Linked DNA regions of Homo sapiens: region 1 is linked to region 2. The links are chromatin loops, found by intact Hi-C in ENCODE. Cell type or tissue: IMR-90. All regions are shown on one strand.

Region 1 (5,000 bases), 250 kb before region 2:
TAGCTGGGCATGGCAGTGCATGCCTGTAGTTCCAGCTACTTGGGAGGCTGAGGCAGAAGGATAACTTGAGCCCAGGAGATGGAGGATACTAGGCTATGATTGTGCCACTGCACTCCAACCTGGGCAACAGAGTGAGATCTAGTCTCAAAAAAAAAAAAAAAAAAAAAAGAATTAGGGTAAGATAAAGACATTTTCAGTTAAAAAAAATGAGTGTTTGCCACTAGACATCCTCACTAAGAAAACTTGTAAAAAATATACCTGTATATCAGGCAGAAGGAAGATGATGCCAGATGAAGGTCAGACACACAAAAATGTAAGGATGAAAAACTGGCCAATACTTAGGTCTAAACAAACAAACAAAACAAATTAGACTACATAAAATAATCCCTTCTGCAGTTTATGTATTTTTTTTTAAGGGGCCATGCTAGTCTTCTCTGTATCGTTCCAATTTTAGGTGAATGCAAAAGTAATTGTGGTTTTTGCATTGTTGGAATTTGCTGTTTGATATTGGAATATGTTCTTAAATAAATATGTCATACATCATTTTAACGGGCATTTCTCGCTTTATTTTTTTTGCTAATGACATTACTTGCTGTTTATTTTACGTTTATTTTAGACTATGGAAATGATGTTAGACAAAAAGCAAATTTGAGCAATTTTCTTATTTGAGGTCAAAATGCAGAAGAGACAACTGGCAACATCAACAATTCATTTGGCCCAGAAACTGCTAGGGCACACACAGTGCAGTGGTGGTTCGAGAAGTTTTGCCAATAGATGCCGGCCTTCAGAAGTTGACAGTGATCAATTGAGGGCAGTCATCAAAGCTGATCCTCTTACGCTACAGGAGAAGTTGCCAAAGAACTCAACGTTGGCCATTCAATGGTCGTTTGGCATTTGAAGCAAATTGGAAAGATAAAAAGCTCAATAAGTGGGTGCCCCATGAGCTGAGCGAAAATTTTTAAAAATCATCATTTTGAAGTGTCATCTCTTATTCTACATAACAAGAACAAACCATTTCTCAATTCTATTGTGATGTGTAATGAAAAGTGGATTTTAAGTGCCGGAGCAGTGGCTCATGCCTGTAATCTCAGCACTTTGGGAGGCTGAGGCGGGAGGATAACTTGAGGTCAGGAGTTCAAGACCTGCCTAGCCAACATGACGAAACCCCATCTCTAAAAACATTAGCTGGGTGTGATGGCGGGGCCCTGTAGTCCCAGCTACTTGGGAGGCTGAGGCAGGAAACTGCTTGAACCCGGGAGGCAGAGGTTGCAGTGAGCCGAGATCGCGCCACAGCACTCCAGCCTGAGCGACAGAGCGAGACCCCTCTCCCTGCCTCCCTCGCCCCCCAAAGAAGAAAAAAGAAAGCACAGCCTTCCGTTGAGGCCTCTGGGCGATCCAGTAGGATAGGTCTAGGCGCCGACTGCGTGGGGACCACGCACGACCGTGACAGGCGCAGTCTTGAGGACACTGGCTTTGAGAGCAGCTGAGGGACTGGGCAAAGAAGGGGCTGCAGGTATGGGGGTCAGGCCAGCCCAGGGGAAGTGCGCACGGGTGTGCGGGGGGGTCATTCAGGGCCCTGACGGAGCTAAGGGGAGGATTTAGCCCTGAGTCGGCTCTGGGGTGTGGGGTGGCGGGATGGGGTGCCCTCCCCGGGGCCAGGGCGAGCAGGGTGCGGGGCTCCTGGAGGCTAGCAGGATTAAGGTCGTTTTTAGGATGAGTGAGCTCTGCAGGTTCCCTGCTTTCAACCCGGAAGGAACCTGGGCCCACGTGGGAGTGGGATTGGGGGGTGAGACCCGCAGCCCACGGAAGGGGCGCTGAGACGCGCGGCCGCGAGGGTCAGGGGTGCCCCACGGGAGCGTGCGGCTCATATTATTAGGAAGGTGTCCAGTGCGTCGTGCCCCGGCCGGGCGCCAGGTGGCGGCAGAGGCCGGTGCGGCGCAGCTTCTTCGGCCGCGGGACAGCGGTGCCCCCAGGGTAGGAGGCTGGGGCTGGGCTGGAGCAGAGCCGGAGGGAGGAGTGCGGCCAACAAAAGACCATCCGCGAGCGCCTGAACTTGGGTGTGGAGTTGTATTTTAGGATATGTTAAAAAGTTAGGAATATTAAGTAATTGGCACTTGGCCGGGAGCGGTGGCTCACACGTGTTATCCCAGCACTTCAGGAGGCCGAGGTGGGCGGATCACCTGAGGTTGGGAGTTTGAGAACATCCTGGCCAACATGGCGAAATCCTATCCCTACTAAAAATACAAAAACTTAGCTGGGCATGGTGGTGCGCGCCTGTAGTCCCAGCTACTAGGGAGGCTGAGGCAGGAGACTCCGTCGCAAAAAAAAAAAAAAAAAAAAAAAAAGGCACTTAATCCCAGACTGAAACCCTCTTTTCAGACTCTACATTAAGATCTTAAAGAACTTAGGCCCAGGCAGGCGGGTCACTTGCAGTCAGGAGTTTGAGACCAGCCCGGGCAACATGGCAAAACCTGTCTCTACTAAAAATACCAAAATTAGCCGGGCTTGGTGGTGCGAGCCTGTAATCCCAGCTACTCCGGAGGCTGAGGCAGGAGAATTACATGAACCCGGGAGGCAGAGGTTGCAGGGAGCCGGGATCAGGCCGCTGCATTCCAGCCTGAGCGACAGAGCGAGACTGTCTCAAAAAATAAATAAATAAAATAAAATAAAATAAAGAGCTTAAAGAACTTAAGAAAACACCAAATACTTCAGAGGTACCAGTGGCAATGTAATTAATGAGGATATTCAAGGAAGGTGACATAATTGCCAAGGTAAAAATAATTAAACAATTTCCAAAAGTCTATTTCAGTGAAGGAAACATTTGTCTTTAAGGGAAACATCAATGAAAATTATGTTTATGGCAAAAATGAGCCCTTTCTGCAAGCTTCATTTAGAAAATTGTGGGCATAATTACCATTTTACACAAAATAACTCTGTAGAAAGCTTTTTGAAATAAGCTTCTATTGAAATAAAATGCCAATTAATTACCCATTTAACTTATTAAATGAGAACTATAGGGTGCTAATTTTTAAATATTTTTTAAGTTGCTTTGAAATAATACCTTTTCTTTGAGACTTGAGAACATATATAGCTAATATGAACTGATGAAACAAAGATTTTTAATTACTTCTTTTATTATTTACCTATATATTCTGTATCAGTTAATTTCATTGCTTAAATTATTAATGTCTAATATGCCACTTGAAGCATTCATATTCTGAAAATGATGTAAGTTACACATGTAGGTTGGCCGAAAGTATTATATACTAGGACACAGCGGAGTTTGGGAGTGTCTGCTGCCTGTCCAGGAAGCTGCAGGTTTATGAGTTGTAAATGTAGGAGAATTCAGTTCAGTATAAATAGTTTAGCTTCCTGTTATATTAGGATAGGCAGTTAAGCTTATGTTTTTGCCATAGACAAATTATCATTATCTGTCAGGCCTACAGTTTAGGTTTTGACGTAACTCTTCAAGTACAAATGGAGAATGCATCCCCAGCAGCACTGCAGTCCTCGTTCACACCGAGTTTCGGTACAGTCAGGGGTTTTGAAGTCAGTACCACGGGAGACGCAGACGGAGGATGAATGAAAGGCACAGAAAAATCCTAAGGTAGAAATGGGGGGAACGGAAAAGCAGACAGACACTAGAGGGCGCAGGAGGAAAGTGGGTCGGAGTCCTGGAAGAGGAGGCGGGCTGGGTGAAGGAAGACAGTGAAGAGGGCACTCTGAAAAACCCATCCGAATCTTTCAGTGTAGGTAGGCACCACCCACAGCATGTTGTCATTGCAAACTGGTTCCTTCCATACGTCCCGAAAGGCTCTCCATGGTAGCTTACATCTCTCTATTTGACACTTGATGGCTTTCTTAAGGTATTTAGGTCCATTTACTAAAAATGACTCATCACTTGTTAATTAAATAAGGTTTATACATTTTTTTCATTTTAATTTCAAACATAGGAGATAAAGAAAAAAGGTGCTTGTGGCCAGGCACGGTGGCTCACGCCTGTAATCCCAGCTGAGGGGAGGCCGAGGCGGGAGGATCACCTGAGGTCAGGAGTTTGAGACCAGCCTGGCCAACATGGTGAAACCCTGTCTCTACTAAAAATACAAAAGTTAGCCAGGCGTGGTGGTCCTAATCCCAGCTGCTCGGGAGGCTGAGGTGGGAGAATCTCTTGAGCCTGGGAGGCAGAGGTTGCAGTGAGCCAAGATTGCGCCACTGCACTCTAGCCTGGGCAACAGAGCGAGACTCCATCTCAAAAAGAAAAAAAAAAAAAAGAAAAAAAGAAAAAAGAATAAAAGTGCTTGTTCACCCGTACTTTGTGCATGTCAAGTGATATTGAAAACCAAATCTGTAGGCTGTGCCTGGTGGCTGACGCCTATAATCCCAGCACTTTGGGAGGCCAAGGCGGGCGGATCACCTGAGGTTGGGAGTTCAAGACCAGCCTGACCAACACAGAGAAATCCCATTTCTATTAAAAATACAAAATTAGCCCAGCGTGGTGGTGCATGCCTGTAATCCCAGTTACTCGGGAGGCTGAAGCAGGAGAATCGCTTGAACCCTGGAGGCAGAGGTTGCAATGAGCCAAGATCGCGCCATTGCACTCTAGCCTGGGCATCAGGAGTGAAAAAAAAAAAAAAAAGAAAACCAAATCTGCAGACGAACTTGAGTGCCTGTGTAACAGGTTGTGTTGTCTGTTGTCTATTGTGTTGTGGACTTGTGTTGTCCATATGCCCTTTATGCAAGTTATTTACCAAAATAGCGCTTTTTGAATCGTGTTTTCCATTTACTATTTCATAAGACATAGTATGTATCTATATTATAAAGTTAAGAACAGCAGAAAAATGTATTTTCATTTTACAAGAATGACTTCAATTTAAGTTAGTTTTTATTCACCAAAATCCATAATGTTCCATGTGTCACAATAAAACAAAGCAGACTTTGCCAGCGTGAATCCACTTTTACTGAAGATGAGGGTCATTCATGGACCTAGAGGTTACAATAGT
Region 2 (5,000 bases):
CTTGCCGTCCTAACCTACTCCCTCCTGTGGAGCCACTGGCAAGGTTTTGGGGAACATGGGTGTGAGTCCACGCTAGACCTCAGCTGCCTGCCCTGGATCATTTGAAAAAGGGGAACTTTTAGTTTCCTGCTAAATAGAAGGCCCCAAAAGAAGCCAACCAATGCCGTGTCCCCGTGATAGGCCAGCGTGGCTGTCCCAGAAGCAGAGAGGGGAACAGCACAGGCTCGCATGTCTCCAGGGAGCTCAACACCAGATGGCTTAGTGATAGGAGCCCTGGCTGAGGGTGGCCGCATCTGCAGTGACATGGCTGCTTCCCACTTCCCTGCACCTGTCCTCATGGTGGCTGCTTCAGGGGAGGGGTGGGCAGGGGCCCCACTGCAGGTCCAGCCAAGGGGCACACAGAAGCTGGACATTTGCACACTCAGCTGGGTCGGGACTGAGCTCCGTCCTCAGCCCCTGCAGCCAAGACGCCAGTGTCAGCCGGTATGCTCCGCTACGGGGGCTGGCTGTGGTTTCAGAGTCTCACCCTAATTCCAAAGAACAAAAGCATCTCTCGAGTTCCAGGGACATTTTGTCAGTTGGAACAGCATTTCTATAGTGTGCACCCCACATGCTATGTGCACACATCACAAAGCACACACGGGTACTCTTACACACACACACTCTGATGCACGAGCTGCGGGCACTTCTGTGCATCACTTGCTGAGCTGTAGCATAGAGGCAGAATTCCTTACAGGGAAGAGTTCAGGCCTCAGGCACACTGTCTGCTGGCATTTTATGTGGAACACTGCCATGTGCAAATGAAGTCTTTGAGACAGGAGAGGAGAGAGCAGCAGGGACGAGGGGTGTCCCACCTGTCACTCAGTCATCCAGCAAATATTGATGAAGCTCGTCCCATGAGCCGGGCCTGCGTCTAGGTGCTGGGATATCTCAGCGAACAAAACAGACAGATGTCCCTGCCTTCATGGGGCTCACTTTCCATCCGGAGTCGGGGCTCGGACAATAAACAACATAATCAGGGACTGTGACAGAGGTGACTGTACTGCCCCACTCTGCATCCTTCTTCCTCTTGGCCCCCTCCTCGAGGTGGGGCCACATGATGCTTCTGGCCATCAGAACTTGAGTGGACGCGATGACTGCCCCTCGGCCTGGTCTGCAGGGTGCTTGGCCCTTGGGCTGTCCTCCCGGTCCCTCCCCGCCCTGCCCTCCGATGGCAGAGACTCTATGTGGAAGCCACAGGACTCTCCCAGGCACACTGGATGGAGAGCCGCCTGGCCCTCGCTGAGCTATGATGTGAGTGGACATCACCTTGAGCCTCAGAGATTTAGGAGTTCCTCTGGCAGGCCTGCAGAGCCCACCTGCGCTGACACAGCTGCACTTCTAAGTGGGAGATGTCAACGAGAAGGGACATGGAGCGAAGAGCTCACCCCCGGATATCTGGGCAAGAGACTTAAGGAGGAGGGCAGAGCTTGTGCTTCAGCCACACCCAGGAGGCTGCGGGAGGGAGGGGCCGCAGGAGATGTGGTTGGAGAGGCCCCTGGGGAACAGGTGGAGGGGATTTGAGCAGGGAGCGAGGTGCTCAGCAGCTAGCTGGCAGGGAGAACCAACAGGGATGGATCAGGATGGAGGCTGGGACCCACTTAATCACCCAGGTGGGCAGAGGAGGGCTTGGGCCTTGGTGATGGGAGAGGTGCTTGCTAAGTATCAGAGCTTCCCTGGGTCCTTGGCACAATCAGCCATCAGTGCTCTCAGCAAAGACATAGAAATAGTGCTCCTCATTTTGTACCTGGATAAGGGGAGAGCTCAAGTTCCAATCCCTGTTAGCGGCGGGTGACACAACCATGCACACATCTCAAATTCCAATTCCTGTTAGCGGCGGGTGACGTCACCATGCACACATCTCAAGTTCCAGTTCCTGTTAGCGGTGGGTAATGTCACCATGCACACATCCTGTTTTCTCCTGCTCTGCCACTGTGATCTCCAGATGATCAATTTCATATTATCAGGAAAATGACCTTTGGCACAGAAAGCCCAGAGGAGAAGGTGAGGGACTTGCATGCACGCACACATTTAAATGTCAACATTCTATGGAATTCAGTATCATAAAGGTATGCAAACCATGGGAAGTAATCATGAGTTTGCTCTGGGAGGCCCCGCAGTTAGAAGGGAACCTTCTGGGCACGCACATCGTGGATGGAGACAGAGGAACGGCAGCGCCGCCTGCTGCTGCTGGGCCCTGCGTGTCTGTACCACCTTCTGTGGTAGAGAAAACAGCAGGCGGCTTTGCTGCAAACTCCAGCACAGCCTCTGTGTGGGAGGAGCAGGGTCAGCAGAAACCCAGAGGCAGGAAGGAGCTGAGCTGAGCTGGTGCAAGAGTGTCCTGCCCTGGGAGGAAGTGGCTTTGTACCAACTGATAAAATGCCCAGAGTAGGGGGCACATAACTGTAAACTTCTAGAACCCACATCCTCAAAGCCCAACCCCTGACCCAGGAGGTGCATGGGTGGCTGTTCCCTCCCAGCCCAGTGCCACCTCTGCCATCCTCCCTGGCTGGGAAAGATGAACTGCGCTTAAAATGGGCTCAGTTTTCTTTTTCCTTTCTTTCCTTCCTTTCCTTCCATTCCTTCCCTTTCTTTCCCTTTCTTTTCATCCTTCCTTCCTTTTCTTTCTCTTTCTTTCTCTCTCTCTCTCTCTTTCTTTCTCTTTTTTTAACCTAGTAATTGCTTTTCACATCTGCTGGTGGGCTGCTATCTTTCATAGGATAACTTCCATTATTGCTTTAAATAAGGTGGTGTTTGGCCTCTGTTTTGTTTTCAGGTAAAGCAAACTGCAATCAGGAAGCCCTCATTACAGACAGTGAGGTCATGACAAGAAAAGTTCATTCACACTGGAGAGTTCAACCCCATTGGAAATGTCTTTCCAAACACAGCTGGTGACTTTGCAAACCCAGACATTCCCAGAAACTCAGTGGTTCTAGAAACTTGCTTGGAATAATTAAGGTTTTAGAGCAGCTGTTGGAATTTTTAGAAAGGAAAAAAAGAAAAAACGAAGTGAGGCTCCCCCTCCCCGACTCCTCTTACACATCCCTGTGGCTCTGTGGTGTCACGGCTGAGCGTGCTGCGCTCCACTGACCGTGTGGATGAAGGGCAGGCAGCACCTGGGTGCATTTGTGCCAGCGCATGGCAGTGAGGCCGCTGGCAGTGCATTTCCTGTTATCCGTGACCCCGTGCGCCCGGGGCTGGGTCTGCAGAGGCTTTGGGGAACACACTGTTGCTGTCTCCTGTGCCTGGCCCGGTGTCCATGTGGCTCACAGGACCCATAGGGACCAGGTGCTGCTCTAAACTGGAGGCATGAACTGACCATTGGCCCAGACAGCCTTGCCATTCCCGTCCGGGGGATTAAACCTTGAACAGGTTTTGTAGGACTCTCAGCCCCAACTTCCTTGTCTCTAGAAAACTTGCCACTATGAATTATTTCTCCGTCCCTTTGAGACATCGGCCCTTTCCTGGCCTCTTGCTCAGTTCACTGCCCAGCTTTGTCTTCTCGAAGGACCCAGGAGCCTTTGAAATGTAACCAACAAGGAAGATAACACCCTCAGCTCCCAGTCCCTGCGGGAGGCAGGGGCCTAACTGTGGTAAGCGCTAATCTGCAAACATTGCTGGCCTGACTGCACCAACCGGCCTCCATCCGATGTCCTCCAGGACTCTCCCACCAGCTCACCCCAGTGCTTAAAAACCCTCCCGCCTTTCGTTTCAGCAGGGTGGAGTTCAGCTCGCTCTCTCCTACTGCAATAGTCTGGGATACGTCTTCCCTGCCTGTCTCACTCTCCCTGGGGTAACTTTTCTTTGACACCACTGAGTCCTCCCAGCAACCTGCAGCTGAGCACACAACCCCCCTCTGCACAGGGGAACCGAGTCCACAGTCCTAACTACCAAATGACATGGCCTCACTAAAGTAACTCCTAGAAGCCGAGACCTTTGTCCGACAGCTCTCAGGAGAGGCTGCCGAGGAGAACCGGCTTCCCACGTGCCCTGACCACGCCCACACCCACGGCGTGAGATTTCACCACTCAGCCGCTGAGAAGCAGGGGGTCTTTGGCCCAAAACAAACATCCTCTGAGACGGGAAGGAGGCATGTCCCCCAAGAACTGCCTGGGTACTACAATGAAGCAGGGTAAATATTCAGAAGTGTGTTTGGGTTTTTAATGATATAAAGTATCATTAACATTCACTTCAACGCACAGAGGAGAAGTAACTGTTACAGTGTTTGTTTTCACATCTGTCAGACAGACATGAGAACTGCCCTGCCCCTCAAGGAACCAGCTGCGGTCTCCCTGGCTGGCTGGGAGCACTGGGCTCCGATCCTGCTCCTGAGTGTCTGCCTGGCAGCTGCACCCTCATCTGACATGCAAGGCGGGGTCAGACAAGATAATCTGAATATTCCTTCATCCCCCAACTTGTGATTTTGTTTCTATGATTTATACCCAGCCCAAAGATGCTATTTCACAAAATGGGTTTTGTGGCTTGTCTAGACAGGAATACAAGGCCTCAGGCAGCCACGGAATCACAATTAGCGATCCATTCACACTAGCACCGAATATTCCCACGGAAAGGCCGTGCAGTGATTATCTCTAAGGACAAGGACTGTGTGTGAAGAAGGACAAGGAGAGAGGAGCTCCCGCGACTGCCAGGTCCAAATGGAATTTTACATCGGAAATGACAGCTACTTACTAAAGTCTTGTAGCTTAGTTTACTAACCTGGATGCATTAAATACACACATCATTTGAAAAATAGCATCTCAAAAAATGATTTTCTCATAGCCGTTTCTTGGAAACAAATTTAAACAAAGATGCAATGATTTAAAAAACCGCTACACGAAAATTCTGAAGGGGGACACCTGAGGAAGGCGGGGAGTGTTTTTTTTTTTTTTTTTTTTGAGACGGAGTCTCGCTCTGTTGCCCAGGCTGGAGTGCAGTGGTGCGATCTCGGCTCACTGCAAGCT

The links. Peaks named below come from ENCODE experiments on the same cell type or tissue, not always from the same donor. Only the 100,000 strongest peaks of a DNase experiment are listed, where the experiment ranks them.
Region 1: it touches region 2 in a loop (9-fold over the local background); 17 of 110 quality-filtered maps call a loop at or near these places.

The regions. Positions count from the first base shown.
Region 1 is chr18:76,800,291-76,805,290 of GRCh38, forward strand. The region is part of intron 2 of ZNF236-DT (ZNF236 divergent transcript); the gene reads right to left. It also overlaps the pseudogene RNU6-346P. Among named protein-coding and RNA genes, the nearest start is that of ZNF236-DT, 20 kb to the right of the region's middle. RefSeq lists a silencer at 1,986-2,035. In IMR-90, CTCF peaks have their summits at 1,917 (motif pointing right) and 3,645 (motif pointing right); no DNase peak of the experiment used is centred here.
Region 2 is chr18:77,052,911-77,057,910 of GRCh38, forward strand. All of the region lies in intron 3 of MBP (myelin basic protein), which reads right to left. Among named protein-coding and RNA genes, the nearest start is that of MBP-AS1, 75 kb to the left of the region's middle. RefSeq lists enhancers at 189-689, 1,795-2,696, 2,090-2,139, 2,190-2,319. In IMR-90, a CTCF peak has its summit at 2,226; DNase peaks (open chromatin) are centred at 1,911 and 2,231; H3K4me3 peaks cover 156 bases; H3K27ac peaks cover 2,708 bases.